Regions from separate parts of the Homo sapiens genome. Here region 1 is linked to region 2. A link is an interaction called in ENCODE POLR2A ChIA-PET data of the cell type or tissue named here. Cell type or tissue: endothelial cell of umbilical vein. All regions are shown on one strand.

The links. Peaks named below come from ENCODE experiments on the same cell type or tissue, not always from the same donor. Only the 100,000 strongest peaks of a DNase experiment are listed, where the experiment ranks them.
Region 1: POLR2A ChIA-PET joins it to region 2 with 5 read pairs; 1 of 35 experiments calls an interaction of 5 or more read pairs at or near these places.

The regions. Positions count from the first base shown.
Region 1 is chr3:181,606,202-181,614,201 of GRCh38, forward strand. It overlaps SOX2-OT (SOX2 overlapping transcript), which reads left to right. Exons shown (of 7, transcript NR_075092.1): 5 at 4,660-4,728. Among named protein-coding and RNA genes, the nearest start is that of SOX2, 100 kb to the right of the region's middle. In endothelial cell of umbilical vein, no CTCF peak of the experiment used is centred here; DNase peaks (open chromatin) are centred at 4,120 and 7,170.
Region 2 is chr3:181,322,727-181,330,726 of GRCh38, forward strand. The region is part of intron 3 of SOX2-OT (SOX2 overlapping transcript); the gene reads left to right. Among named protein-coding and RNA genes, the nearest start is that of SOX2-OT, 270 kb to the left of the region's middle. In endothelial cell of umbilical vein, a CTCF peak has its summit at 4,097 (motif pointing right); a DNase peak (open chromatin) is centred at 4,125.

The DNA of each region.
Region 1 (8,000 bases), 280 kb after region 2:
TGTCTAGGTGGCCTCGAGCAACTGTTAACCTCTCTAAGTCCAAGTTTCCTATCTGTAAAATAGCAATGATAATACCCGCCTCATGAGGTTATCTTGAAAAGTAAATGAAATAATTTTTAGTACTTATTACAGTGCTTCAAACTACCAAGTGTTCAATAAATGGCTGTTACTACAACTCAGCTAGGTTATGATCAAATAGGCATTTTTTGGACTAGCCTAAAAATGCAACTATGTATCAATTGCTATTTTCTATGTCCCAAGTGATTGGCTTTGAGATAGTCTTCACTATGAAAACATTTAAATACTCACTTTACATTTTCAATTTACTTTTTAAACGAACTACTTGTTGTTCCAACTGCCAATACTTTTTGTTTAGCTACTCAGTTACCATCTTAATCTCACAGCTAATAGAAACTTCTCCCCGAAATGAGAGTTTCTTAGGAACAAGGATCATGTCTTTATCAAATAACCATTAATTGAGCATCTATATGTCAATAACTGGACATAAAAAGATACATACGATTAGTTCCTTTCCTCATGGGGTTTAACTTCTACCTGGGAAAAATAATATGCAAATACAATTCAAGATTATGACTGTTATAATAAAGATGCGTGCCAAGAACTATTGAGTCTACTGGAAGAACAGATTTATTTTATCTCATTTGATAAGGAAATCTTCGTAAGAGAGGTGGCATTAGAACTGAGCCAAATGTATATCAAACTCAATAATAAATGAAGTAATTCCAGCACTTTGGAAGACAGAGATGGAAGGATCACTTGAAGCTAGGAGTTTGAGACAAGCCTGGGAAACATAGCAAGACCCCTGTCTCTACCAAAATAAATAAATAAAAATAACATTAGCCAGGCATGGTGGCACATCTTTGTAGTCCTGGCTATTCAGGAGGCTGAGGCAGGGTAATCACTTGAGCACAGGAGTTTGAGGTTACAATGAGTTATGATCATGCCATTGCACTCCAGCCTGGGTGACAGAGCAAGACCTTGTATCAAATAATAATAATAACACTAATAATAACTGTAAAACATATGTAGGAATAGAGAGATCTGCATGAATGCTACTGCAGGACAAGATTCATAAGTGTACTATGGTAATTTTGGACCTTGAATACATAGGATAAAGATAAAAGATGAAATGTCATGGTGTGCATCTAGGCATGTATGTAATAGTAAGAAATATTATTAATAAATAGCAAGCTGGTTGATGGGAAATAATGTTAGAGAGGTGCTACCAAGAAACTGTATTTTGTAGAGCCCTGGGAACTGAGCAGGGAAGTTTAGACCTCATGCAATAAGCAAAAGAAAAACAAAAAAAAAAAAAAAAAGAAAAAAAGGCATTATAGATTCTACAACCAAGGTATATGTAACATGATGAAAGCTAAGTTGTAGTAAGGTTATTCCAGCTATCATGTTGTGGGTAAAGGATCGAGGCTAAATATGGTAGACTAGAGCATCTTGAGTCAATTTTATTAATGCAGCTATGACCTGTGGTAGGTCTAGACGAGTACAAGTATGTGTTTAGAGATCAACTATAGATATAAATGTGATATTTCATGAATGTCACCTGGGATATTTGAATAATAATATCACTGACAAATATTGCAAAGGTAATGGGAAAGATTATGAATCATTTTTAAGTGAATAAAATTTAGCATCATCTTTATGCCAAGTATGTGAAAATATATAATATTTCAGGTATATGTATCTACATAATATGTGCATCTTCATTCAGTATCTGTTTCCCACAGTATATCTTGTTTCCACAAAGAAATTATCTACTTCTGCTGGGCGGAATCTCGTCTCATATTTCTCATGCATTCTACAGAGCCTACCGTGTAAAAAACATAAAGTTGGTACTTAATAAAAACTTATTTGATTAAATAACTGAGGTCAGAAATAGCAGAAAACTAGCCCATCTTAGATGGAGTCATTAGTGAATAAGAATTATTTATTCCTAATAATATTGATGAAGTGGCAAAAGTTTTACTGTGCCAAGTAATTCTAGACAATAAAACTATAGTTCATTTTTTTTTTAATATTCAGTAGAACAAATTTTATGGACCTGAAACATCAAGGGAAATAGGGAAAAATCACCCTTCTCATCTACTCAGGTTTGCGTAGGTTTATTTTTTTTTTCTTTTTTCACTTTAAAAGTGTGATCTTAGGCTGGGCCTGGTGCCTCATGCCTGCAATCCCAGCACTTTGGGAGACCAAGGTGGGCAGATCACGAGGTCAGGAGTTCGAGACCAGCCTGACCAAGATAGTGAAACCCCATCTCTACTAAAAATACAAAAATTAGCCGTGCGTGGTGGCAGGTGCCTATAATCCCAGCTACTCGGGAGGCTGAGGCAGAGAATTGCTTGAACCTGGGAGGCGGAGGTTGCAGTGAGCCGAGATCACACCATTGCTTTCCAGCCTGGGCTACAGGGTGAAAATCCATCTCAAAAAAAAAAAAAAAGTGATCTTAAAGTTGGAGTGGGAGAATAAGACAGTAAATCAGCCCAATCTTTTATAGCAGCATATTCACTTCACTTAGAAAAAATAACTTTAATTGCACAGGGATAGAAAGAAAGATATTTGAATACCTTTCCTTGACAAGATTCAGAGCTTTCATGTAAGAATAAAATATACATTTACAGTAAATTTAGATTTGGGGTAGAATTTAAACTCTTGTCCATCAACATGTAATGAATGAATGTGACGCTTGCATAATAGCATTTTTTGGAGCACTGTTAGAGCAAGGGAGTCTTCGCAATGCTAAAGAAAAAAGGAAGTTAAAAAATTTAAGGATGTTTCACTTTCAATAAAAAAAATCCTAGTTGAAATAAGTTGGCAACTCCATGTTCAGAATCTATATTGTTTCTCTAATGTTCAGGAATGGTTAAGGCAGGAAAGAGAATCTCAAGGTCACCAGGAATAGTCCTTAGAGTATTCTTATAGGGCTTATCTGTGCTCACATGCCTAATTTTTTTCCAAGTGCAAAAGAATGGCCACTTGCTTGAGACAGGCCCAGTGCCATCCTTTATTCAAGTTCCTTTATACTCCTCTTTTTAAAGAAGCTGTCAAGTTCTTTTTTTGCAGTTGACAGGAAAGGCCAAATCTGTGGTACAGGAAAGGAGGCGCAAAAAAGAAACTTTTTTGTGTTGATGTTTTACTAAGTGAGCTAAGGAGAATTTTAGAATCATGCAATTTACTCTGGAGGCATTTACTGTACATAGCTATAGTGATGGTAATTTCTTTCATTGTTGAAGTGAAAAGATAACCATCAATCAGTTGTCAATTGGTCAATTGCAGAAGTGATGAAAAGAAACTGGTAGGAACAATCACTTCTGTGGCTACCTAGACCATTTGGAGGCATAAGAAAAGTATGGGAACTGGATTGCATTTTAAAAAGGGATTGGACCAGATTTTCAAAAAGGTTAATAGGCATAACTTCTTTGTAAAGGATGGCTTTGCAGTTATGCATAATCAGGAAATGCATTTTAAAAATGAAAAATTTTAAAGACAATGAAAAGTTTAAAAGTAAAAATTATTTATTTAATTAGATCAGGTAAATAAGCCCAGAAGACCTTGAATTTCAGTGTGTTCCTAATGGAGGAATAAATATAGTTTACTAATAACCCAACACATGTATTTAAAACAAATTAATGAAAATTACTTTGCACTCATGCCTTAGGTTCTAATCTTGGACACTTTGAAATAAATAACTTTCCAAGTATTTATTATGAGAAATAGAACATACAAGCTAATTGTGAACACTGTTTTTAAGCAAATATTTACAGATAATTTAATTTTTTTGAACCTATGGAAGTTTATATAAAGGTTAAGATAAGAGCAATTTAAAAAATCATTAACTTGCATAAAAGGCAAATGGCACACTTAGGGACTTAGTGCTGTAAGCAAGATTTCATTTTAATTTATCCTATTTTCCTAAGAATGGCAATGTTATTGATTTATTCTGAGAGAGTTCCCCACACACATAGTGATTTTTTTTTTTTTTTTACCGTGGTAGGTAATAAAAAGGATTACAGGCCCCCAGAAGGATGAGATATCATCAGTTTGTAATCCAGCCCATGGTTTCCTAGATACCGTATTGTCTATTCTGTTCCGCTATGTGAAAAATGTTGAATATCAACAATGGGTTTCAGTGCTGTATTGTTGAGTTTTGTATGAACTAATCTAGCTTCTCTAAAAAAAAAAAAAAAAAAAAAAAAAAGAAAGAAAAGAAAGAAAGAAAAGAAAGAAAGAAAGAAAAAAAAAGAAAAGAAAAAAAAGAGAACCACAGCTTTGGACAAAAGTCTATAGCCAGTGCATTTGAAAACTCCCCTTGCACCAGGGCTGACTGTAGCTGGGGGAAGACATTTTACTCATTTGCTCTTTCCTTTCATACAGTCAGCTGGTCCCTCTTCTCAGGTGTAGATCACCTATTATAATTTTACCTAATTTTGATACTCTGATAAGGAAAGTCCCAGGACTTATCAGCTGGGATAGGCCTCACTTACAAGACAGCTCTGTTCAGTATTTGGAAGGTAAGCTATTTGCACAACTTCTCTGCTGTAGTGTACTGGCCTAGCTCTAAAACTTTGCAGTACATCACTTATTTTTAACTTTCACTTTTTTTCTCTTTTCTTCTTTTGGAGAAAGAAAGCCTGACAGGTTTCTTCGGAAAAGTGGCCATCCATGGAATGAATGAAATGTTCTCTTTCTATTCCAGTAAGTAATTGACTTGTAACTAAAAATTGAACTAGCTGCTATGTCAGCTGCAATGTGAGCTGCTGCTGGCACAGGTGTTGCTTACTCTTTAGCCTGGAAAGAAAAGGGGTTTAAACTGTGATTAAATTTCAAGTCAATTGACCTCAACATGATAGTACATAATTCTCACTTGCCTACCAAATGGCCTGAGTTCTCATTTTGACCCTGATTCTGACACCTGCGTTTTTAATGTTTGGTGTAGCTAAAGCTATGGTTGCTCTTTTGTTTAGAAATAAAGTGGGTAGAGAACAGTTCTAAGTAAATAACAAATGGTAGCCAGCCGAATGAGTCTTTAATACAGCGCTCAACGTGTTCGATTTTTTTAATGCATTAACTCTGAGTTCATGTAAATTATTATTCAATCTTTTCTTTTTAAACAGTATGGATTTATGGGTAACAATTTACTAACTATGGATACACAGTAAATCCAAATCAGTGAATTACAAATAAGGAAAGGATGTGAGAATTTTGATGTTAAGTGCTTTCAAATTAACTTTGATTATGTAACATATCATAGGCGAAATATGCCTTGCACTTCAATTATTTTTGAGCCCTAGGAATGAAATAGCAGCATTGTTTTTCTTCCTTAGTATAAATAGAACAAAAGTCTCCTTAACTTAAGCAAGATGACCGTATTTGAGTTTGGGAGACAAACCTTTATCTTTTCCCAAAAGCAAAATAAAAATCATCTAAAATTTAGTGACATCTAAAATTACAATTTACACTTAAGGCTATTCTCCATTCATTTTTTGTAAAATGGTTGCATGCTAAGGATTGATCTGTAAGATGAGAGCACCCATGGATTGTTGTTTTTTCCTCCTAACTTCCTTTCTAACCTGGGAATTAGGAGAACTTGCTGATGATGCTTGCTTAACCCTGCTTTTAGTGCCAGGCTGTAACTAGCTCTCTGTGAAACCATTTCTGATCCTCTGCTTGCAGTGGTGAGCCTGAATTTTTCCCCCTCCTGGCCCATCACTGTCAGTCAATTATAAGATTGAACTGAACCAGAAAATCTGGTACAGTCTGGTAATTACTACAAAGGGTTTCCAGTCTAGTGTAAAGACAGAGATGCAAGAGCCCCAGCAGTCTCAGAAATCGTTTTGATTGGCCATGGACATTGCCTTTTAGTGCTGCTTGGTGACTTCCTAAAGATATTGCCTCCTACCCTACAGGTCTTCTCCTTCAAGTACATTATGGGCCTTTTTTAAAAGTCGTGCGTGTGTGTGTGTGTGTGTGTGTGTGTGTGTGTGTGTGTTCATGTGTGTTCGTGTGTGTGTGTTTCTTTTTTTAGATTCAACTTCTCCCATTTTTAGTCTGTCATTTTTGCCTATCAAACAGACACATTTTGACTTGCCCAACAAAGAACCAAGTTATCAACACTCACAGAAACTGACATTTTTAATTCAGGCTTCATTATGTCTTTGAATTATGACAGTGACATACAAAGACATTTTAAGGGTTTTTCATTGTTTTTTAAAAATCCAGCATTGGGATGTTTATCTTTCTTTAGTATTCATATTTCCCTTTCTACCTTTATTCTCAGTAATATATAATTAGCATTATCAAAACCATCAGCTATTATCCTTTCTGACTTTTGACCTTTATTTTTTAAATAAGCCTCAAGCTAACATTCTCCAGAATAAGAAAAATTCCCTAACAGATTTTAATGAAATATTTTAGGATTATTTTAAAACATGAATCCCTTTTAAACATCAACACTACATGACTAGACAAGTAATGGGTCTTACGATAAAACAATAGCAACAAAATAAATTTGATGAAAAATTATTTTGTAAATCTAACTTGCATTTGATGGTAAGTGCGATTTTATAGTGTGTATTTCATCAGACATTTTAAACCATTACTTTGGAGTTCTTTGCTTATTATGAAAGGTTGTTTGGGGTAAATTCTTATTTTTTACAGAAGCAAACATTCTTTTTGATTATAGATTACAACGACTCATTAGTCATATCAGATATAGTGAAAGTGTTTGGTAATTTGTCGATATAACAAGTGCCTATCCCAAAAGATAGATTATGTCTATCTTATTTTTTTTAATTTGCTTTAAGGACAAGTTTAATGTCTGACACCCTGCACAAAATTGCAAAAGCAGCAGTGCCCAAAAGAAAAACAATCAAAAGAAAGCACAGGGTTTTCATCTCCAAGAATGCTATCTTTAGGACAATCTGCATCATGAATTTAGTTGTGATGTGTGTTGTGAATCTTCTAAAGGATCCTTTATTTATCTACACCTTAATGTAGCTTTAAATATCTGCTTTATTTCTATGTATAATCTTAACAAAAGTAGTTACATTACCATGCCTGGTACTGATTTTTACATCTGACTTTTTGCTGTTACATTTCAAGAAGGTTAATATTGCTTTTGTAACCCTGTCATGAGTAATGCATTTTCCCAGTAAACATGTCATAATGTTAAAGGCTGTTCAAGAAGCAGTGTTTCTGTTGAAACAGTTTTGTATTTATTTCTCTATTGTTTATTATCCATAATATAGTGTAAGGCTTTGAAAAGAACACGCATATTTATGTAATTAACACTTTTTGTTATTAGGAAAGCCTTCCCATTAAAAACTAAGAGAGTCTAAGAAAACTATATAAATGGGCAACTTTTCAGGAAAAATATTTGCATTCGATTTTAATTTGCCATCAAGCTTATATGTTAAAATGTATACATAAAGTGACTGAGGGAAGGGTACTTTCTGGTGTTTTTTTTCTTATTTTTTAATCTAAAATATATGTTGAAATTCAAAAGGTGTTCACCACATGCAGTGTGGCAGCGTTCAATATTCTTTAACAGCTGTATACTGTGTGGGTCTGTATGAAGTTACAGGGGCTCACAAGCTTTATAACGGACACAAACATTCTTTTCTATTTCAGTCTTAACTCCTAGAAGCAGGAGTAAGACTTGGAAAGAACCAAGCAGCCTCCTGCCCCACTGAGACCAGAGTACCTCTGCTATTATCTGCTGTGTATATTAGAGTTCCATTAAGATTTACTCATGAAAATCCCATGCTAGAAAGAAAAAGTGAAACATTACTGACTGAGGCTATCTTATAGAAAAGGAAAGCAGGGTTTACTCAAGGTTGTACACTGAGTGAGTGACAGTGTCAATTTTATCACCCAGTTTCTTGTCTCCTGGTCCCAGGCTTACTCTCCTAACCAGACACAGTCATGGCTCTGTATGTCCAGGCCTCCTAAACTATATTGCTAAAAGC
Region 2 (8,000 bases):
TTGGGGTGAAAAGTTCTGTAGATGTCTATTAGGTCCGCTTATTTCGGAGCTGAGTTCAAGTACTGAATATCCTTGTTAATTTTCTGTCTCAGTGATCTGTCTAACATTGACAGTGGTGTGTTAAATTCTCCCACTAGTATTGTATGGGAGTCTAAGTCTCTTTGTAGGTCTATAAGAACTTGCTTTATGAATCTGGGTGCTCCTATATTGGGTGCATATATATTTAGGATAGTTAGCTCTTCTTGTTGTGTTGATCCCTTTACCATTATGTAATGCCCTTCTTTGTCCTTTTTCTTCTTTGTTGCTTTAAAGTCTGTTTTTATCAGAGACTAGGATTGCAACCCCTGCTTTTTTTTGCTTTCCATTTGCTTGGTAAAGTTTCTTCCATCCCTTTATTTTGAGGCTATGTGTGTCTTTGCACGTGAGATACAGCACACCAATGGGTCTTGAGTCTTTATCCAACTTGCCAGTCTGTGTCTTTTAATTGGGGCATTTAGCTCATTTAGATTTAAGGTTAATATTGTTATATGTGAATTTGATCTTGTCATTATGATGCTAGCTGGTTATTTTGCCTGTTAATTGACACAGTTTCTTCATCGTGTCGATGGTCTTTACAATTTGGTATCTTTTTGCAGTGGCTAGTATTGGTTTTTCCTTTCCATATTTAGTTCTACCTTCAGGAACTCTTGTAAGGCAGGCCTCGTGGTGACAAAATCTCTCAGCATTTCCTTGTCTGTAAAGGATTTTATTTCTCCTTTGCTTATGAAGCTTAGTTTGGCTGGATATGAAATTCTGGGTTGAAAATTCATTTCTTTAAGAATGTTGAATATTGGCCCCCACTCTCTTCTGGCTTGTAGGATTTCTGCAGAGAGATCTGCTGTTAGTCTGATGAGCTTCCCTTTGTGGGTAACCCAGCCTTTCTCTCTGGCCGCCCTTAGCATTTTTTCCTTCATTTCAACCTTGGTGAATCTGACAATTATGTGTCTCGGGGTTGCTTTTCTCGAGGAGTATCTTGGTGGTGTTCTCTGTATTTCCTGAATTTGAATGTTGGCCTGCCTTGCTAGATTGGGGAAGTTCTCCTGGATAATATCCTGAAGAGTGTTTTCCAATTTGGTTTCATTCTCCCCTTCACTTTCAGGTATATCAATCAAACATAGTGTTGGTCTTTTCACATAGTCCCATATTTCTTGGGGGCTTTGTTCATCCTTTTCATTCTTTTTTCTCTAATCTTGTCTTCACACTTTATCTCATTAAGTTGATCTTCAGTCTCTGATATCCTTCCTTCTGCTTGATCGATTCAGCTATAGATAACTTGTGTATGCCTCATGAAGTTCTTGTGCTGGTTTTTCAGCTCCAACAGGTCATTTATATTCTTCTCTAAACTGTTTATTCTAGTTAGCAATTCATCTAACATTTTTCCAAGGTTCTTAGCTTATTTGCATTAGCGTAGAACATGCTCCTTTAGCTTGGAGGAGTTTGTTATTATCCACCTTCTGAAGCCTACTTCTGTGAATTCATCAAACTCATTGTCCATCCAGTTTTGTTCCCTTGCTGGCGAGGAATTGTGATCCTTTGAAGGAGTAGAGGGGTTCTGGTTTTTGGAATTTGCAGCCTTTTTGCACTGCTTTTTCCTCATCTTCGTGGATTTATCTACCTTTGGTCTTTGATGTTGGTGACCTTCGGATGGGGTTTCTTTGTGGACGTCCTTTTTGTTGATGTTGATGGTATTCCTTTCTGTTTGTTAGTTTTCCTTCTAACAGTCAGGCCCCTCTTCTGCAGGTCTGCTGGAGTTTGCTGGAGGTCCACTCCAGACCCATTTGCCTAGGTATCGCTAGCGGAGGCTGCAGAACAGCAAAGATTGCTGCCTGTTCCTTCCTCTGGAAGCTTCTCCCCAGAAGGGCACCTGCCAGAGGCCAGCTGGAGCTCTCCTGTATGAGGTGTCTGTCGACCTCTGCTGGAAGGTGTCTCCCAGTCAGGAGGCATGGGTGTGAGGAACCCGCTTGAGGAGGCAGTCTGTCCCTTAGCAGAGTTTGAGCGCTGTGCTGGGAGATCCACTGCTCTTTTCAGAGCCTGCAGACAGGAATGTTTAAGTCTGCTGAAGCTGCACCCACAGCCACCCCTTCCCCTGGTGCTCTGTCCCAGGGAGATGGGAGTTTTATATATAAGCCCCTGACTGGTGCTGCTGCCTTTCTTTCAGAGATACCATGCCCAGAGAGAAGGAATCTAGAGAGGCAGTCTGGCTACAGTGGTTTTGCTGAGCTGCAGTGTGCTCCATCCAGTTCAAACTTCCTGGGGGCTTTGTTTACACTGTGAGGGGAAAACCTCCTACTCAAGCCTCAGTAATGGTAGGACGCCCCTCCCCCAACCAAGCTCAAGAAACTCAGGTGGACTTCAGACTGCTGTGCTGACAACTAGAAATTCAAGCTAGTGGATCTTAGCTTGCTGGGCTCCGTGGGGGTGGGATCTGCTGAGCCAGACCACTTGGTTCCCTGGCTTCAGCCCCCTTTCCAGGGGAGTGAATGGTTCTTTCACTGGCATTCCTGATGCCACTGGGGTATGAAAAAACACTCCTGCAGCTAGCTCAGTGTCTGCCCAAATGGCTGCCCAGCTTTGTGCTTGAAATCTAGGGCCCTGCTGGTGTAGGCACCTGAGGGAGTCTCCTGGTCTGCAGGTTGCAGACTGTGGGAAAAGCGTAGTATCTGGGCCCTGATCTGCCTATCATCTTCTATCCAGCAAAATCTGGATGATGATATAATATATTCCTTTCAACATATTACATATTTTGAATAGTAATGAACCATTAAATATTAATTTAGTGACTATTTTGTGCTAGGTATTATTCTAGAAATAATAGGAAAGTAAGGATACAATGACTGATAGCATAGTCCCTGGCTTCAAGGAGGTTTGAGAAATTTGTCTGGTAAAAGGTGACAGGTATATAAACAAAGTGCATTACAGTGTAATAGGTATTGTGATGAAAATATGTATAGAGTTCAGTGCAGCCACATGGGAAGTGGAATAATTAATCAAGCTAGAGTGTAATAAAAGCTTTTATTATTGAGGATCATAGAGGAAACGTTTACCCTTTAAATTTGTCACTTATTTTCTTTCTGATTCTCTTGGACCTGTGTGTCTTTTGATTGTTCACCAAAGCAACTTCATTCCTTTCATTTTATTATAACACCATGGGCATCTATGACTCAATGGTATATAACAAAATATGTGTGTGCAATACTGCCTCAAAGTACATATTACTATGATGTGCTTTATAGGACTCAAGGTGAAAATAGAATATCATTAATGCTGAAGAAGACATAATGATCTGTGCTTTATTTGTTATTTTGTGTTTCCAATTAGTGATTATGCACAGTCTCAAGTTTGAGGTTGATCCTCTCATGCCCAGCCACTACAACTCTTATACACCTCTGTCAGAGTGCATGGAATGATCTCATGGGAGAGCATCTTGGGGAGCATTATGAACTCTGAAATGTCCTCTTCCCTTGCTCCTGAAGATTCATCAAACTATATGAACCCTGATCTTGCTGATATCAAGGTCTTAGGCTCTTTCTAAATGATAGTAATACAGAAAGTTCCTGGGTTATGGGAAACACAGTTTATCTAGTTTTATCTTCTGCTAGGTTTAACAGTTAATTTTGAGGGTGGGCCTATCATAGGTATTCAAGAACTACTTCAATGCTTGGTTGGTTGGATTTAGCACTTTTTGACAACAGCCAGTATGAAAATGTTCAATTTTTTTTCCCTCCTTTAAAAACCTAGCTTCTCTTCCCATCTTTCTACTTCTCTTTCTTCCATGCTTTCTTTGCTTAAATGTGATTATCTTAGTCTATGAGCTTGAGGGCAGGGATGCTCTTCTATTCATCTTTAACCAATGTGTTTAGCACCAGTATTGGCACATGGTAGGCCCTCAACATATGCTTACTGTATGAATGACGCATGTCCTTCTTGTCTTTGGGATTACCCTAGTTGCTACTCTTAATGCAGTAATAGTAAGACATCTTTATGCCCCCAGAGTCCCAACTCCTGACCCCACTTCATGTGAGAGAATTGCTTTGACTCCAGGTGTTTGTATATCCACTAGAGGGCACTGTTTTGTCAGAGGCTGTTCTAAACTTTTCTTCAATATCAGGATAGACACCTTAACTTCATGGGCCACTCTCAGCTTCAAGTTCTTAATATTTCTGTTAATGAATAATTCTTTGAGTTTTCCATCACAACTATTCTTGCCAATATATAATCACAATAAGAAGTCATAATTAAAAACAATCGTAATAATGTTAGATACAAGCTAATACTTATTAATGGATATGGCAAATACATATTTAATAACCAAACGTGGTAAATAAGAACACTCATATATGTTAAGGGAATTCTTTTATGTTTCTTGTTTCCAGATTTTCTTCTGACCAAAAGTAGAAGGGCAAGTAAAGTAGCCATTAAATCTCAAACTTCATTTTTTGTACTTTCACAATAAAAGCATTTGTAAGGAGACTAGGGAAATTCCAAGCTAAACACATTATATCCAAATTTGAAAGGTAGCTTCAGTAGAAATTTGTTTTAAATGAGAAAGGCAGTATTGAGTGTGATATTTTCTAAAGCTATAAAAACTACATTTTATGAAAAGTTTCTTCTCCCTCCATTACTTCTATTTCCACAGAACTATCTTTAGGCAGAATCAAATGAGTTCCTGGGCTTTAACGTCAAACAGTTTGAGTTTGCAAATATTTTCACCTTACACGTGAATCAACACAGGGGATATGTGAGAAGACAAAGCTGTTCACACTGTCAGCAAGCTTCCAAACACATCATTAACCCAGTGGTGACTTGGGAGGTCCTACTGTAGCTGTCTAAGGAAGCTGCAAAAGAGGGAGGAGCCAACAGGGAGGGCCTATTTTCCCAAGTTTAAAATCTTAACTCCGAATTATGTCATAGAATTGAAAGAGATGGTGGGACCCAGTAAACCCTGTCAACAATTAAAGAACAGAACGTAAATAAGAACTCTTGGCGTTTTCGCACAAGAATCTTTGTGATAATCTGTTAGCAAACTCTCTTTTACGTTATGTTTAAGGACTTTTTAAAATGTGGCATTTTTTTGTGCCAGGCTGCAAAGTCATTTGTGAAGTGTTTAATTAGGCTTACTTTGATTAAAAATGTAGGCTTAAATATCTGTTGATTTTGTGACAAGCTGTGGATGTTAATTGTCTTGATTGGTTTTATTTTGTATTCTTAGGACAACAGGATCTTATGTGTATAACTGTAGTTGGAGAAAGGAGCAAAAGTGTAATTTTTGAAAGGAAACATATATTTCTGAAGTTAGCCAGATGTTACAAGACCACGTACGTAGGAGGCATTGAGCCTGAGACAGAAAAACTTGAAAGATCTGGTAAAGAAATTGAGCACCCCCCTTAAATTTATATCCAGCAGAAATGGATGCTAGTTTTTTTCATGAATTTTATGTGGAATCTAGAGCCTATCTAGATTCCTACTCAATAATCCCAACATTTGTATATTTATAAATGACACCATTTCCCTTGAATATCATACTTCTTTTCCAGAGGACTTTAAAACTTTTAACAAAGAGAGAAGACATGTATTTTCACCTATTTGATGTAGCAGATTATTTACGGAGCCAACATGTTGACACACTATAAACTGTAAAAAATGAGGCCTAATAAGGTTAATTGTCATCTGAACCTTCCTCTGTAGGCTGCAATCTGTGGGCTTTGATTGTTTCTCTGGGGGAAACTCTGCCCAGATGGCGAAGTCCTCAAGGCCCTGACCCACAAGAGGCCTGCGGAGATGGAGAACAAGGTGCTTCTCCACAGACTAATTAATTTACTAGTATAGCACCTGTTCCAGAATAGATAGGGCTGGAAGGGAAAGCAGTCCCTGGGCACAGTGGCAAGCTCTCGAGTAAATGGATTTCAGCTGATTATATTAAGCTGCTGCTTTGATCATCTAAAGGCGTTAAAATGGAAATATGTTTTTTTCTGGCTGTTGGCTACTGTGAGTGTGGTTTGTATTATTATTATTATCATAAATGTTGGATAATAGAAAAGGCTGTTTTAGATTTCAATACATCCCACTTAAAAAGTGCATGGTATCTTTGTGTATTTCTATTTCCAGTTTAGAAATGCGTGTTGTCATAAAACTGCACCTTTTAAACAATTCTGCTTTCTTGTTTCCATTTTATTCCAGCCAAATTACTAGCTGGAAATCAAACACCAGCACAGATTCCTTTTAGCTGGAACATTTTATTATGTACTCACACCTTTAATTCAATGTGTGTAATTAGGCTTTAATCAGCTGAACACTATTTGTGAAAAAATAACAGACACTTCTTTAAATGAAATTCTGGTAAAGTCATGCCATTAAGCTTTGGTGACTAGTTACTGGCACGAATAAATCCTTGTGTAAACAAGGCTTGGTAGTAAATGGATTTACAATGTGAGTCTTTCTGCACTCAATTTCACTTTATTGCCTCTTTGATTCCCAAAAGGATTAGAGATAATTTTTTCAGTCCTTTAGATGCCATAAAACTGTTTCCCTTTCCAAATTAACACTATGATCTTCCATGTAATGTGTTTGGCAAACATGAGGAATTTATAAGACCACTAGTCTTACGTTGTATAGTAATGGAGATAAGAATATGGTGCCTTAGATGTCATGGCCTTACAATGGGAAGCTTTTACCAAGGTTGTGAATGAGGTTTTGAAAATAGAAAAGTATTCTTGATTGTATGGAACACAGCCTAAAGAATGTTAATGATTATAGCTCTTTGGTAAGTTAAATGATTTGAACTATTTCTATTACCATTGCGAGTTAATTTCTCATATTGAAACAGGGAAGTGCTGTTAACATTATGACAGGCAAAATTTAGTCCTTCTTTTTTAAGAAGATATGACACAGGATAGGAAACCAGCAAGCACAACAAATTTAGCATATAATCCTGAGGTTTATTTCCAGATTGTCCTCTCTCGTTGTATCCTTATAATCCTTGGAACTATCCGTTCTGTGAAAGAAATTGAAAATTTCATGGCTGCTTTTCCTTGGTTCTCTTCTCTGAAACTCCAAAAGCATCCTTAAGGTGTTTTTGTTTTAGTGGATTTATTTGTTCAATACACATTCTTTTTTAAAAATCAAAATGCACAGAAACGTGTATAGTAAAAGTAGTTCATTTACTATCTTAACTCCTGAATCTGGTCCCTTAATGCAGCACCTTAGATTGACCAGTTCCTCACGTTGCCCTCCAGAGGTATTTTAATGGTGCTTGGTACAAACTAAAAGACATTTGAGATATTTCCAGTGATTTGCTTCTATAAGTAATACTGCTGTTAATATCTCTGGGCCAATAGTGCAAATGCAACTGCAGTATATATTCCTAAAAGTAAAATGGCTGGCTCATGGGGCACATGCATTTTAAATCTGGATAAATATTGCCAAGTTGTTCTCCAAATATGATACAGGAATGTGACTGTTTCCCAACAACCAGGTTTGTTTTCTCCCTAACCTGACAGTTAAATATTGTATCTTATTATTTTAATTTGCATTTCTTTAATTATGACTGAGGTTGAGTATCTTTTCAAATGATTAAAACCCACTTGATTCTCTTTTGATGTGAGCAGCTTGTTCATGTCCTTTGCCAGTCTCTCTGTTGGGCCATCAATGTTATTCTTATGGGGTTGAAGAGCTCTTTATGGAAAAAGGAAATCAGCCCTCTGTCTGCCAACATGCAGTATTTGTCATTTCGGTGGCGTTTCCCTTCATATCTGTCTCTCATTTACCATGCCTTCTATTGCTCTTCTTTTATCATTGGCAGTCTGGATTTAGGGTTGCTTAATAACTCCTGGAAACCAGAAATGATAATGTCATGGGAAAGGGGTTAATTTAAGTGTTTTCGTAACTTTGACTTTTGATGAAGTAGGAGGATAAGGACTGAAAGGACAAAATTAAAAAGAGTGTGAGGGGACTTTAGTGATTTG